Regions from separate parts of the Homo sapiens genome. Here region 1 is linked to region 2. The links are chromatin contacts, found by Hi-C or POLR2A ChIA-PET in ENCODE. All regions are on one chromosome and are shown on one strand. The core of a region is the stretch at or near the end of the contact, and the rest is flanking DNA. Distances in the headings are between cores, read along the strand shown.

Region 1 (6,896 bases), core at 2,185-4,684, 240 kb after region 2:
TCAAAGTCATTCCTCTGTCCAGTTTTGTTCCCTTGTTGGGGAGCAGCTGCGATCCTTTGAAGGAGAAGAGGCGCTCTGGTTTTTGGAATTTTCAGCTTTTCTGCTCTGTTTTCTACCCATCTTTGTGGTTTTATCTACCTTTGGTCTTTGATGTTGGTGACCTACAGATGGGGTTTTGGTGTGAATGTCCTTTTTGTTGATGTTGATGCTATTCCTTTCTGTTTGCTACTTTTCCTTCTAATAGTCAGGCTCTTCAGTTGAAGGTCTGTTGGAGTTTGCTGGAGGTCCCCTCCAGACCCTGTTTCCCTGGGTATCACCAGTGGAGGCTGCAGTACACCAAATATTGCTGCCTGATCCTTCCCTTGGAAGCTTCATCCCAGAGGGGCACCCACCTGTATGAGGTGTCTGTTGGCCCCTACTGGGAGTTGTCTCCCAGTCAGGCTACACGGGGGTCAGGGACCCACTTGAGGAGGCAGTCTGTCCGTTCTCAGAGCTCGAACACCATGCTGGGAGAACCACTGCTCTCTTCAGAGCTGTCAGAGAGGGAAGTTTAAGCCTGCAGAGACTGTCTTTCTTTTGTTTAGCTATGCTCTGCCACAGAGGTCGAATCTAGATAGGCAGTAGGCCTTGCTGAGCTGCAGTGGACTCTGCCCAGTTTGAGCTTCCTGGCCACTTTGTGAGCATAAAACCGCCAACTCAAGCCTCAGCAATGGTGGACACCCCTTCCCTTGCCAATCTGCAGCATTGCAGGTCAATCTCAGACTGCTGTGCTAGCGGTGAGAAAGGCTTTGTGAGCGTGTGACCTGCCGATCCAGGCACAGGAGGGGATCTCCTGGTCTGTTGGTTGCTAAGACTGTGGGAAAAGTGCAGTATTTGGGCAGGAGTGTATCATTCCTCCAGGTGCAGTCTGTCATGTCTTCCCTTGGCTAGGAAAGGGAAATCCCCCAACTCCTTGTGCTTCCTCTATGAGGAGACACACTGCCCTGCTTCAGTTTGCCCTCCATTGTCTGCACCCACTGTCCAACTAGCCGCAGTGAGATGAACCATGTACCTCAGTTGGAAATGCAGAAATCACCCATCTGTGTCGATCTCTCTGGGAGTAGCAGACCAGAGCTGGTCCTATTTGGCCATCTTGGAAGCCTCCCTGTTGTTCTTTTTTTTTTTTTTTAGAGATGGGGTCTTATTATTTTGCCCCAGCTGAATTTTTACCTCTGGGTTCAGACAATCTTCCTGCCTCAGCCTCCTGAATAGCTGGGACTATAGTCATTCACTACCACACCCAACTCAATTTTGGAAGTTTTTAAAGTGCATTATCACTTTAAATATTTTTCTGCATCAAACTTTCTTTCCTTTTGGGATTCGGATGATGTGAATAGTAGGTCTTTTAATATTTTGCCACAAGTCTCTAAGATTCTGTTTATTGTATTTTTCTAGAATAAAATTTTGTTGTTCAGATAATTTCAAGTTTACTGATTCTTTCCTCTGTGATGACCATCCTCTATTGAGTCCATCCAGTGAGTTGCTATTTTGATTGTTGTATTTTTTTTAGTTCTAAAATTTTCATTTCATTCTTTTTTAATATTTAAGATTTTTGCAAACATAAGGTGTAATAAATTACATGTCCAAACCTATTCAAATCCTGCCCTGTTTGTGTCTACAAGTTCTAGTACTGCTGCTTTGGAAATCCAACTACCACCACCATTGGGTTTGCCAGCAGAATTATCTGAAGCAGCAGAAAGGTGCCCTCTTTCTCATTCTGTTGCCCAAGTCTTAATCCCATCTGGATCTAAATCATATTTTAAAATTCAGCTGCAAGCAGTCTGAGAAATGTCATTTTGTTTTAGTTTCCTGTTTCTGCATTATAGAAAGGCATAAGGAAAAGGGCTGTAAGGTTGTTGAGGTAGTTGCTCTGCAATGTCTGCCTTAGACATATAGGTGGTAGAAAGATGAATGGAAATGCCAGAATTCTTCATCCTATGAATAATGATATCATAAGTGTCATCAACCTCACATTTTGAATACTGCTTTTTTGATGATGTGTCTTTTTTGCATTAGTGAGTTAAACTCCTATCTTGAAATTGTTTCCAGAGCTTGTGTTTTCTCCTTTGAATAGTATTGATTATAATAATATTGTGATGATGAATGATCTGTTGTGCTTGAATAGTGGAAACAGTATTAAATACAGTCATGTATTGCATTACAGCATTTTGGTCAACAATGAACTGCTTACACTAAAGTGGTTGAATAAGATTATAACAGAGCTGAATAATTGCTATCACCTAGTGACACTGTAGCCATCCAAATGTAGTAGGGCAAGGCACTACTCACATGTTTATAGTGATGCTGGTGTAAACAAACCTACTGTGCTGCCAGGAATATATAAGTGTAGCACATACAGTTATGCATAGTACATAATACTTGGTAATGATAATAAACAACTATGTTACTGGTTTATGTTTTATTATATTATACTTTTTATTGTAATTTTAGAGTGCATTTCTTCTACTTATTAAAATCAAAAAAGCTAACTGTAAAACAGCCTCAGGCAGCTCCTTCGGGAGGTATTCCAGAAGAAGGCATTGTTATCATAGGAGATGACAGCTCCATGCATGTTACTACCTGTGAAGACCTTCCAGTTGGACAAGATTTGGAAGTGGAAGACAGTGATATTAATGATCCTGATCCCCTGTAAGCCCAGACTAATGTGTGTGTTTGTGTCTTAGTTTTTAGCAAAAAAGTTTAAAAAGTAAAAAAAAATGCCTAATAATAGAAAAACCTTATAGAATAAGTATATAAAGGAAAAAAGTGTTCGTGTTTTAAGCTAAGTGTAGTTATGAGAGAGTTAAAAAGTTAAAAAATTACGAAGTCTATGAAGAAAAAATTACAGTAAGCTAAGGTTAATTTACTACTGAAGAAAACTAAAAAGAATAAATTTAGCATAGCCTAAGTGTGCACAGTTTAAACATTACTGACACTACTGTAGTGTACAGTATTGTCCTAAGCCTTCATTCATTACTCACTCACAAATTCACCCAAGCCAATACTAGTTCTGTAACCTCCATTCATGGTAAGTGCTCTATTCAGGTATATCATTTTTAATATTTTATAACCTATATTTACTGTACTTTTTCTGTATTGAGCTATGTGTAGATACACACAAATACCATTTTGTTACAACTACCTACAAAATTCAGTTCAATCGCATGCTGTACAGATTTGCAGCCTATGAGCAATACCCTAGGAGCATAGTAGGCTACACAATCTAGGTTTATGTAGGTACACTCTGCGATGTTCACATGACAAAATAGCCTAACAACACATTTCTCAGAATATGTCCCTGTGCTTAAATGACTCATGACTGTAATAGTGAATCCAGTAGGTTGTTAAGCTGAGTAAAACCATTTATATTAAAAACATTCACTCTCAGCTAGAGCATTGTCATAGTGAAGAAAATAGTCCTGTGTGGCAGTTCCTGCCAAGTGCCTCACCCCAGACTTCCTGCAATGCCTCAATCATTAACTCAGTTATTTTTTGAACATTTAACATGCACAATGACTATGCACAATGTTATAACATTTAGAATTTATATTTATGTATTGCTTTATCACTCTTTTACAATGTGCCTTTCCGTTTATTTTATCTCATGTAATATTCACAACCAGTTTATTTTTCAAAAGAAACTGAGACCTAAAGACTTTACTAAGAATACTCACCAAAATGAATATGCTCCATTGGTTATTTGATTTTGTCAAATGTATTCACTATGATCAATGCCATTCATATTCTAAAATTTAATAAATTTTGTCTTTACTTGTTATTTTTTGATATACATGGTATTTGAATTATGTGGAAATGAGAACATTCTGATAAAGATCTTGTTACTTTCCTATGAATCAGAGGGGAAATGCTGTATTTTATAAGTAACGGCTATTATCCTCCAATGTTGAACAGCTTCCTCTAAAATATTTCTATAAAAATGGTACCTTACATTTCATCTTGCTCAAAATGCATTGGATAATATATTTCTCCCATTCAACAATGAGTCTACTTTATAAGTCACACACAAAACAGTTCATTATTTAGTGTTACACTCATAAATTTAGTCATGACAAAGTTGCCAGTGCTATATAATTTTATTTGGCTTAGATTATAAAGATTTTATATGTCATTGAATCCATCTATATTCTTTTGTCTTTTTGCGTTTCTTTTACTCACATAATCTATCAAAAGGGACAAAATATGATTGAGTGTTTATGTAATTCATAATTTTATATTTTGAAAAATTCTAACTTTTTCTAACCAAATATTTAAAAATGAAATTTATCTGCATACCAATCATCATATCTCTGAAACATTCTAATGGATTTTTCACAAAATAATTTTTTAAACCTAAAAGTTGATATAGTTCTGATTAAACAGTTTGTTAGCTTTCTTTTCTTGGTGTAAATCACCAAAATAAAGAGTCAAGGACATATGTTTCTCTCTCTCTTCCCATCCATCCATCCATCCATCCATCCCTCCCTCCCTCCCTCCCTCTCATTTAATCCATCACCCAGTTTTTACTTTTGTGGTGATTTGTGGCATTCTAGATGTTATTGAGGAACCAATGGTTATAAAATAGAAGATAGAGTTAAAGCAAGATAAATATGGCCTGAGAAAGACTCCATACTTCTATATTTGAGTCCTTGTGGATGAACTGTAACCTATCTTAATAGTCAGACACAATTGAAAACCTAACTTAATAGTAGGCACCTGTAACAATGGCTGAGTGTTGGCCAATCCCAGTGGCTATACCACTCATAGACTGCTGAATGTTCAAACTGCATTCAAATAAGGCAAACACCAAGCTGTAACCAATCTCACTGTTTCTGTACCTAATTTCCGATTCCTGTTTGTCACTTTAACTTTTTTGTCTATAAATTTGTTCTGACCACAAGGACCACGAGGCACCCCTGGAGTCTCTGTGAATCTGCTGTGATTCTGGGGGCTGCCCGATTTGCAAATCTTTCATTGCTTAATTAAACTCCTTTAAATTAATTTGGCTGAAGTTTTTCTTTTCTCAGATGGTGTCAGGAGTAGGATCCGAAGTGGAGCTTCCAGTGACCCCCAGAAGTGCTGAGTGAACACTCAAGATACCTGCAGGACTCACTTGTGTCCATTGATCTCTCAGAGCAGCTGGGGATCACGGTTAAGCTCCCTCTCAGATTTTGGAGCTCCACGGATTTGCGTTTTGAGCTCTCCGAGTTTCTTTGAGCAGATTTCTGATCCAAACTGGGTTTAGAGTTGTGACAGAAACTGGACTGGGTCCAAGAATGGATTTGATCTGGGAATTAACTGGTTTGAATCCAGTTAGAGGCCTCTTATATCTGACTAGGTCAGAAAGGAACTGGTAGTAAGCAGTATTTTGCAGGGTTTATAAAATTTGTCTTTTGAAAATTCACAGGAATTTTTCTGTTCTACCCCTTTTTTTCATTTTTCTTGTGCGCTTAGGTAGGAAAAAAACAATCATTGGCTAAGTTAATCAAGAGAACCTGAGAGTAAAGTCAATATTTTAGGTAAAAATGGGATCCTTAATTTCTGGAAAACTGAGTTCCTTCTGGCTTATACATTAGGTCTGGGAGGCAGCGAAGTCTTACAGAAACACCAAAATATTACTAAAGATAACTCACAGTGGAACATCAGAATGAACAACAATGCATTGAAGTACATTTGAAAATGAGGGCTCTCAGTAAAGTTCCTTTTGGCTAAGAATGGGTTTGGCACTACAGCATGTCAACTGCTATTCTCCTTGGAATAATCTGCCTTGCGCTCTTTCCTGACGGCTGCAGGTGACAGGATTAGGAATGTACAGGATTGTGGGACATAGGGAGCTTTTTCCTCCCTAAAAGGGGAAACATGAGAGATGATGACACTGCTGGAAAAGATCCCTTTGCTATAAAAAAGCAGCCACCTGAACTTTTCAGTGTCGCTGGAATGGGGGGTGATCTTCTCTGGCCTTTTTGCCTTCCCCACCCTGCCACAGGCAATGCTTTTCTCTCTCTCCTTTCCCTTTCTTATCTTGCCTATTGCTCAGGGCAACCATCTTGCCCAGAGACCACATGTTGAAACTCATGGTCAGAGGTTGGATTAATGATGATGGGGCCCAACCAGGGGCAAACTTAAGCCTTGCCAGTTTGATATTAAGTGCTAAGCAGAGTGGCTAATGTCTATGTTTTATCACACATATTTTACTCTGGCCAGAACAAAAAAATATAATTTTCCTTTATCATGCAGCTTGGCCCCATTGCAATGATACAGCAAGCTGAGTCACTAGGGCCGCTCAGGGAAAGGGAACCCAGAAGCCTGGCATGCTGGCAAAAGGGTAAGAATTTCTTACCAGTCAGATTTTTGGTTTCTCTCTCTCTGTACAGTTGAATGAATGGTAAAAATCACTGTTTATCTCTTCTGTAAGGTTTTGATTAATGTTGAAAAGAATTCTGAGGCTAGTCTTAAACTGATGTATTTGTACTATGAATTTGTTTTTCTGGGTTGAGGGGTACCTTAGGATAAAACATAGGCTTAGGCCCTCATAAGCTTGCTGCTCCAGACGGCCCAGCAAGCTGGTCAATAACAAACTTTCCTGCAAGTCCCTGAAACAAACAAAAAAACTAGATAGGGTCTCTGTCTTGTTTTAGGTCCTTGGGAACTTGACCTTATGACCACATGACAGTATTTTCTCTTGGATTCCACCTTCCAGGGAACAGGAATTTTGGGGTTTATGTCATAGTTAGCTCTAAAAATTATCTCGAGTAGTTAAAAGCCTTTGCAATTTCAAAAGGAACTACTCTATAGACTCCTGGGAAGGACAGTCGAGACTGCCCTGTGCTGTAGCTCAGTATCTAAGATTTTGGCCTTTC
Region 2 (6,980 bases), core at 3,135-5,634:
GAATCTCCGTACTGTTTTCCATAATGGTTTTACTAACGAACATTTCTACCTACAGTGTTCAATGGTTCCCTTTTCTCCACATCCTTGCCAACACTTGTCATCTTTTGTCTTTTTGTCTTTTAGCCATTCTAACGTGTGTGAGGTGATTTCTCATTGTGGTTTTGATTTGTATTTCCCTGGTGATTAGTGATTTTGAAAATTTTTAAATATACATGTTGCCCATTTGTATGTCTTCTTTCAAGACATTTCTATTAATATCCTCTGTTCATTTTTAATGGGGTTAATTTGTTTTCCCACTATTGAGTTGTTTGAATTCTTTATATATTTTGGATGTTAATGGCTTATCAGATGTTAACATTTGCAAATATTTTCTCCCATTGCATATGTTGGTTTTTACTCTGTTGGTTTCTTTGGCTGTGCAGAAGCTTTTTAGTTTGATAAGTCTTGTTTATTATTAATCATGAGATTTATGATTCATTTTTTTGCTGCCTATCTTGGACTCTTGGTTTGATTAGGTAGCAGGTGCTCCTATCTCATGACTTCAGGGAGTCCACAGTTGATGGCTTTTGATACTGTTACTAATAATAAAGTTAAAGGAGATGGGGTGAAGAGACCTATAGAAATATTCAGTAGAGCTAATTAACTTATCTTTTTTTATGGTGAGAATCTTAAAAATCTACTTTAGCAATTTTGAAATGTAAAATAAATTATTACTAACTGTAGTCACGATGTAGTGCAGTAAGCCACTAAAACTTATTTCTCCAGTCTAACTAAAACTTTGTACCCTTTGATCAACATCTTCCCTTTCCCATCCCTCACCCTCCTGTCCAGCCTCTGGTAATCACCTTTCTACTCTGTTTCTATGAGATTGACTTTTAAAGATTCTTCATATAAGTGAGATACAGTATTTATCTTTCTGGACCTGGCCTAATTCATTTAATATAATGTTCTGTCCATGTTGTTACAAATGACAAAATTTTTTTGTATTCTAAGGGTATATATTATTCAGTTGATGGAAACTTACGTTGATTCCATATGTGGCTATTTTCAATAGTACTGAAACGAACATGGGAGTGCAGATATCTCTTTGTCATACTGATGACAATTTCTTTGGATATGTACCTAGTATGAAATTGCTGGGTCATATGGTAATTCTACTTTTAGTTTTTGTGAAACCTTCATACTATTATACAAAATGGCTATACTAATCTACATTCCCACCAACAGTGAGTAAGGATTCCATTTTCTCCCATCCTTACCAACACTTCTTATCATTCATTTATTGATAATAGCCATTCTGACAGGTGTGAGGTAATATCACACTGTGATTTCCATTTGTATTTCCCTGATGATTAGAGATGTTGAGCATTTAAAAAATGTATCTGTTGCCCATTTGTATTTCTTCTTTTGAGAAATGTCTATTCAGATCTTTTTGCCCATTTTAAGTGGGGTTATTTGCCTTCTTGCTGTTGAGTTGTTAACCAAAGGGATAAAATATTTGTACACTGAAAACTAAAGAACATTGATGAAAAAAGTTGAACAAGACCCAAATAAATAAAAAGTTATCCCAGGTTTATAGATTGGAAGAATTAATATTGTTAAAATGTTCATGCTACCCAAAGTGATCTACAGATACAGTGCAGTTTCCATGAAAATTCTATCATTATAAACAGAAATAAAAAACTAAATCCTAAAATTAACATAAAACTAGGAAATACCCTAAATTATAAAGCAATCTTGAGCAAAAAGAACAAAGCTAGAGGCATAACACTCTCTTATTTCAAAAGATAAAGCTATTGTAATCAAGGCAGCACGGTACTGGCATAAAAACAGACAATGGAACAGGATGAACCAATGGAAAAGGATAGAAAACCAAGAAATAATGCAAATATTTAAGATCAGTTGATTTTCAATAAAGGTGCCAGGAACACACAATTGGGAAAGAACAGTCTGCTCAATAAACGGCACTGAGAAAGCTGGATATCCACATACACAAGAATAAAGTTGGACCCTTATCTTACACCAGATACAAAAATCAACTCAAAACTGATAAAACTTGAACATAAGACCTGAAACTGTAAAGCTACTAAAAGAAAACATAAGGGGCAAAACTCCATGATATTGATCTGGACAATGATTTATCAGATAGGACTCCAAAAAACACAGGCAACAAAAGCAAAAACAGACAAATGAGATTACATCAAACTAAAAAGCTTCTGCACAGCAAAGAAACAACTAACAAAATGAAGAGACAACCCATGGATTGGGGGAAAATATTTGCAAAACACATATCTATCTCATAAGGGGCTAATATTCAGAATATGTAAGCAAGTCAAAGGATCCTTTAAGTTTTCTTTCTATACTTTTAAGTTATTTTCAGGATGGTGAAATTATTTAGTCTTAAAGCTATTTTTATCTTTCAGTTTCTGTCTCTGCTTTTATTGACTCATTCATTTTCTCTTTATTCTGGATTATGTTGAGGGTATGTGTGCCTCTGCACTATGCCTGGTCAGGATACAAATGTGAGAATTTACAACAATCCTTATCATATATTTGGGTCAGCAGCACCAACAAGTATCATGGCACAATACTGTCTTACTCCCTGATGTCACCACAAAGGCTATGGCCTCTGACAAAGCAATTTTACTTTTTACTTTAAAATTCATTATAGAAATATCATAAAGTGGCTTATGTAAACATTTCGAAAACAATGTCTATTTTTTATCTTATGCTGTTTCAGTTGTGTAACATTTGCAAATCTTTCCAAAGACAACTATATTCTAAATATGCCTTTTTTGAGCTTCATGTTTTAATTATAGTTTTTGGGTATTAAGTGATGAGATTTATATTCATCCTATTCAGGGTTTTATAAATTAGAATAGTGGTTCTCAAATGTAGTTTGGGCAGATATGGGATGGTGGTTGGTAGTGGTTTCAAAGGAATTGCAATTTCATATGCGTATCCAAACATTTTCTTTGGTGGAATAAAATATAATGACTTATATTCATAAATACACACATACAAAAATATGTAGATGCTGAGATTAATAAAATGAAAATTAATTAAAAAGAATTATCTAACTTATGAATGCTTCTTATCCTATTGTATTTTCTCAATCAATAATTACTAAATGCTTAGTTACCACCACCTGTGTTCTCAAATATTTTTGATGTTAAAAAAGATTTTCTTAGAAAGACTAGAAGCCACTAACTTAAATCATGTCTTTTAATAGGTTTTGTTATTTCTTCATGAAAATTCCAAATCTGATTTTTCTTTGCTGCTGGAACGTGCTTCCCATTTGCTTGAGCATTTTAGTTTCTGTCTTCTATACTTTTTTCAATAATGTTTTTCCTTAGGAGTTGTTATAAAAAGTCACAGAATATTTTTTGTTGTTATGCAGGGGTGAGATAGTAATGTGCTGTTCTGTTTCTACCACATTTTGCTGACTATACTAAGTACTTTCTAGGTTGTTCTGGTCATAGCTACTTGCTGGTCCTATCTTTTAGGAAACTGAAGTTACGATTCTTTCTATGAATTGGCTTTTTGTAGTTTTTTGAAGCAAGAGATGACTTCCTGCAATGTTGCCTGGCCTAATTGCTTACACTTTCACTCCTCTCTGGATCTCCCCTTCTGCCCCAAAATAGAAACATTAAGCTATCATCACGTCTGTCCATTCCTTTCTTCTCCTCCTCCTCCTCTTCCTCCTCCTCCTTCTTTTAAATCAACCTCTCCCCCTATATTGGTTCTTTCCCCTATTAGCATCTTTCAGTTCTCCCCACTTCAAAGTAAAACCTTCTCACAACTCTAGTTACCCCTCTCCCTTTTCACTATTTATCGGCACTTCTTGAATTCCTGCTTACTTTATTTATTTTTTATTTTACTTTAAGTTCTGGGATACGTGTGAAGAATGTGCAGGTGTGTTACATAGGTATATATGTGCCATGGTGGTTTGCTGCACCCATTAACCTGCCATCTAGATTTTAAGCCCTGCGTGCATTAGGTATTTGTCCTAATGCTCTCCCTCTCCTTGCCCCCCACCCCCTGACAGGCCTCTGTGTGTGATGTTCCCCTCCCTGTGTTTACTTTCAACACTTTCTCACCTCCCATTCATTCCTTAGCATGTGACCATCTGGCTTTTGCCTTTGTTATTTGTCAGAAATGACTCAAGCGTAGGTAAAAATGGAATATACTAAAAATCTCACAGACACTTTTAGTTCTGATATTAGTTTGCTCTCTGTAGCATGTGAACTACTCACACTGCTTGGATGGGGCTGTGCTGTGCAGGCCTCCACGGCTTTGCGTAGGCTGTTTCTTCATCCTGGTGTGCTCATTTCCTTGTATATCACTGGCTAACTGCTATGTTTCCTTGATGATTCAGTTTAAATAAGTGTCACTAATTTGAGAAGCCATCCCCACGCTCCCTCTTAGCTTCAGGCTGTTAAGGGATCCTAGAGAACCCTGTATGTATGCTCTCATGTAACACATTCTATTAAAAATGTTCAATGTTAATTTTGACTTTGAATAAACGTTCTGTGTTCATTATATATAAATCAGAAAATTCTATGAACATTAAAAAAAAAAGGCTCCAATAACCTTATAACCCAGAGAAAACCACTACTAGTATTTTGGATTTTATCCGTCCAATGCATGCACATACACACATGTTGATGTAGCCTGTTTTAAAAAAAATCTTAATAATGTATCCCAAATATTGTTCCCTCATCTGCATCACCATTTTCAAGGCCTTGGTCTATTCACTTTCGATGCCTTCTAATTTATTTAAACCATTCCCTTTTCATGGATATTTACTTTGCTCCCTCTCTCTTGCTTTATTTAACAAACTACAATAAATGTCTTGTACCACCATCTTTGTACCTTGTCCCATTACATCCTAATAATAAATTTTAAGCAGGGGATTTGTCTGCGCAAGAGATATTTACAGTCTTAGAACTTCTGACATATTTACCCATATTAACTTTTAGAAAAAATGTTACCTTAGTTTACGAGGGTGACTGACCACATACTGTTGTAATTGCTGGCTTGTTTGCTTACCCTTCTCCCTAAATTTTTGGTACTTGAGTGTCTTTTCATGGAGATTTCCCCAGAATGTCTGCTATACTAAAGGTACTCAGTAATTATTTTTTAAAGGAATCAATCTATATTTTTTGTGAGGAGTTTCTTTCTGTGTTTTTCAAAGAAGAGTATTCACGCTGGCTTTGAAAAAACTTTTCCAAAAATAAATAGATTAGGATACATCTATGAGTGGATCACATTGCAGCCATTGCAAATGTTCATGTAGAAGTATGACAGTTGTTTACAATATGGTGTTGCCCCAAAAGAATAGGCTATAAAACAATATGTATAGTATCATTCCATTTTATGCATAAATTATATGCATAAAATTATATGCTTATAAATTGTACCTGTATGCATAAATTACATTTACAAAATGGAAATTGGGATGTACCATGTTTTATTATGTGTATTAAAGGAATTCCCAGTAATCTTTTATAACACATACACGAACAGTTTAAATTGTTATTTAAATTAGTATTAGATAACAGTTAAACTGTTATTTAAATTGGTTATAAAATTGATATTTTCCCAATCGTCTCTTCTTTTCTCTTCACTAAGAGATACAAGAAAGACAAGGGTTATAATTCTAGTTCAGCTAATATGATATAGAATTATTTGTCCAGTTTTCTTGCATAGGTTCTCTAACCATATAATAGGAGTAATAATGCCCATCTGTATCCTCTTGCAAAAGATGTCATGAAATAATAGAGATTACTTGGTGTTCTTGTGGAGAAAATTGGAGTAGAGATCCTGGGTGTTTTTATTTATTATTAATATCACCCCACACCTCCTGCCATGTTTTGAAATGACTCAGGATCTTAATGGTGTGACAAGGGAGTACTTGGGAGAAAGGGAAGGAATCTGATGAAATATAACTCAATATCATAGGTAAAATAGTTATTTTTTTATCACTTTGCAAGCCAACAGCATTTTATTCCTTATCATCCATCATGATGTAATGATACTCCTGTGTCTTCTGTACTTTCCTGTCTTCCTTTTGGGTAATTTTGGCTGTTTAAAATTTTAAAAAACAGTCTTCCTTTTGACTGGGTTAAGAGAGAAATTTTGCAAGGTTAAGTCTGTGTACTTTTGTTTACCACCCCTTTATCATCATTAAATCAAAAGGAAAAACTTCCTAAATATTTAAGGTAAAACTTATTTCTGTTTTTCATTTTGTCCATAATACATTTTTGCCTTTCCTTAAAAAAGCATCAGAATTGAAAAGATGGAAAATTCTATCATAATTATTAGATAAATCACTTTTCAGGAAGGATTCCTAATAATTGTTTCAGATTGCTGGCTTAAGGGAATATTTTCTATTTATTAAATGTTAAAGTGATAAATTATAATTTTTATTTTACTGTATACCTTTTAACTTTTAAGGAACAGTCTCATCCATAGCCACAGAAGGGATGAGATAATCCTATTATGCAATATAATGATAATAATAACTATTAATTATTGAGAGCTTACAGTGTTCCCCAAACTGTTCAATGTGCTTTACGTATGTTACCTTGTTTATTATTATTGTTATTGTTTCCTATCTGGTAGTATTATTTTATAATTTCATGGGTTTTCTAGCTTTCTCATATGGTCCACGCTTCCTGAAATTGGGATTCATTTATAGGTGCTCTGCCAAATACTGTATATGGTGACAAAGAGTGAAACAGCAGCAGAAGTTGAAGTGGAAGCTGACAGTGGCAGATCTAGCCTTGTGAGTAAGGTGACATATACTTTATTGCTCAAATCAGGATAGTTTCAACAATAAAGGGAGCTAACTGTGCAGTATGCTGGGACCAAGTGCATACACTGGGACTTCCTGGGCTGAACTATGACATGTGATCACTTTACTTAAAAAGGGGCAGAGTAGGCAGCTGCAGGCACCATGGCTTGGGCATAGGAAG

The links. Hi-C counts contacts between places; a loop is a spot of excess contacts on that map. ChIA-PET counts read pairs that join two places held with the same protein, here RNA polymerase II (POLR2A). Pooled maps may share reads with other maps.
Region 1: a pooled map shows a loop between it and region 2 (10-fold over the local background). The contact joins two enhancer-like sites. A Hi-C loop is called at or near these places in 9 of 50 pooled maps. POLR2A ChIA-PET finds 5 or more read pairs at or near these places in 2 of 52 experiments (OCI-LY7 and activated T-cell).

What each region holds. Positions count from the first base shown.
Region 1 is chr5:40,330,154-40,337,049 of GRCh38, reverse strand. No RefSeq gene overlaps it. Among named protein-coding and RNA genes, the nearest start is that of LINC00604, 93 kb to the right of the region's middle. Within about 2 kb of position 3,434, at least 3 of the 41 ENCODE cell types and tissues checked have a DNase peak (open chromatin) inside an H3K27ac peak, as active enhancers do.
Region 2 is chr5:40,575,960-40,582,939 of GRCh38, reverse strand. No RefSeq gene overlaps it. Among named protein-coding and RNA genes, the nearest start is that of PTGER4, 100 kb to the left of the region's middle. RefSeq lists an enhancer at 4,214-4,373. Within about 2 kb of position 4,384, at least 4 of the 41 ENCODE cell types and tissues checked have a DNase peak (open chromatin) inside an H3K27ac peak, as active enhancers do.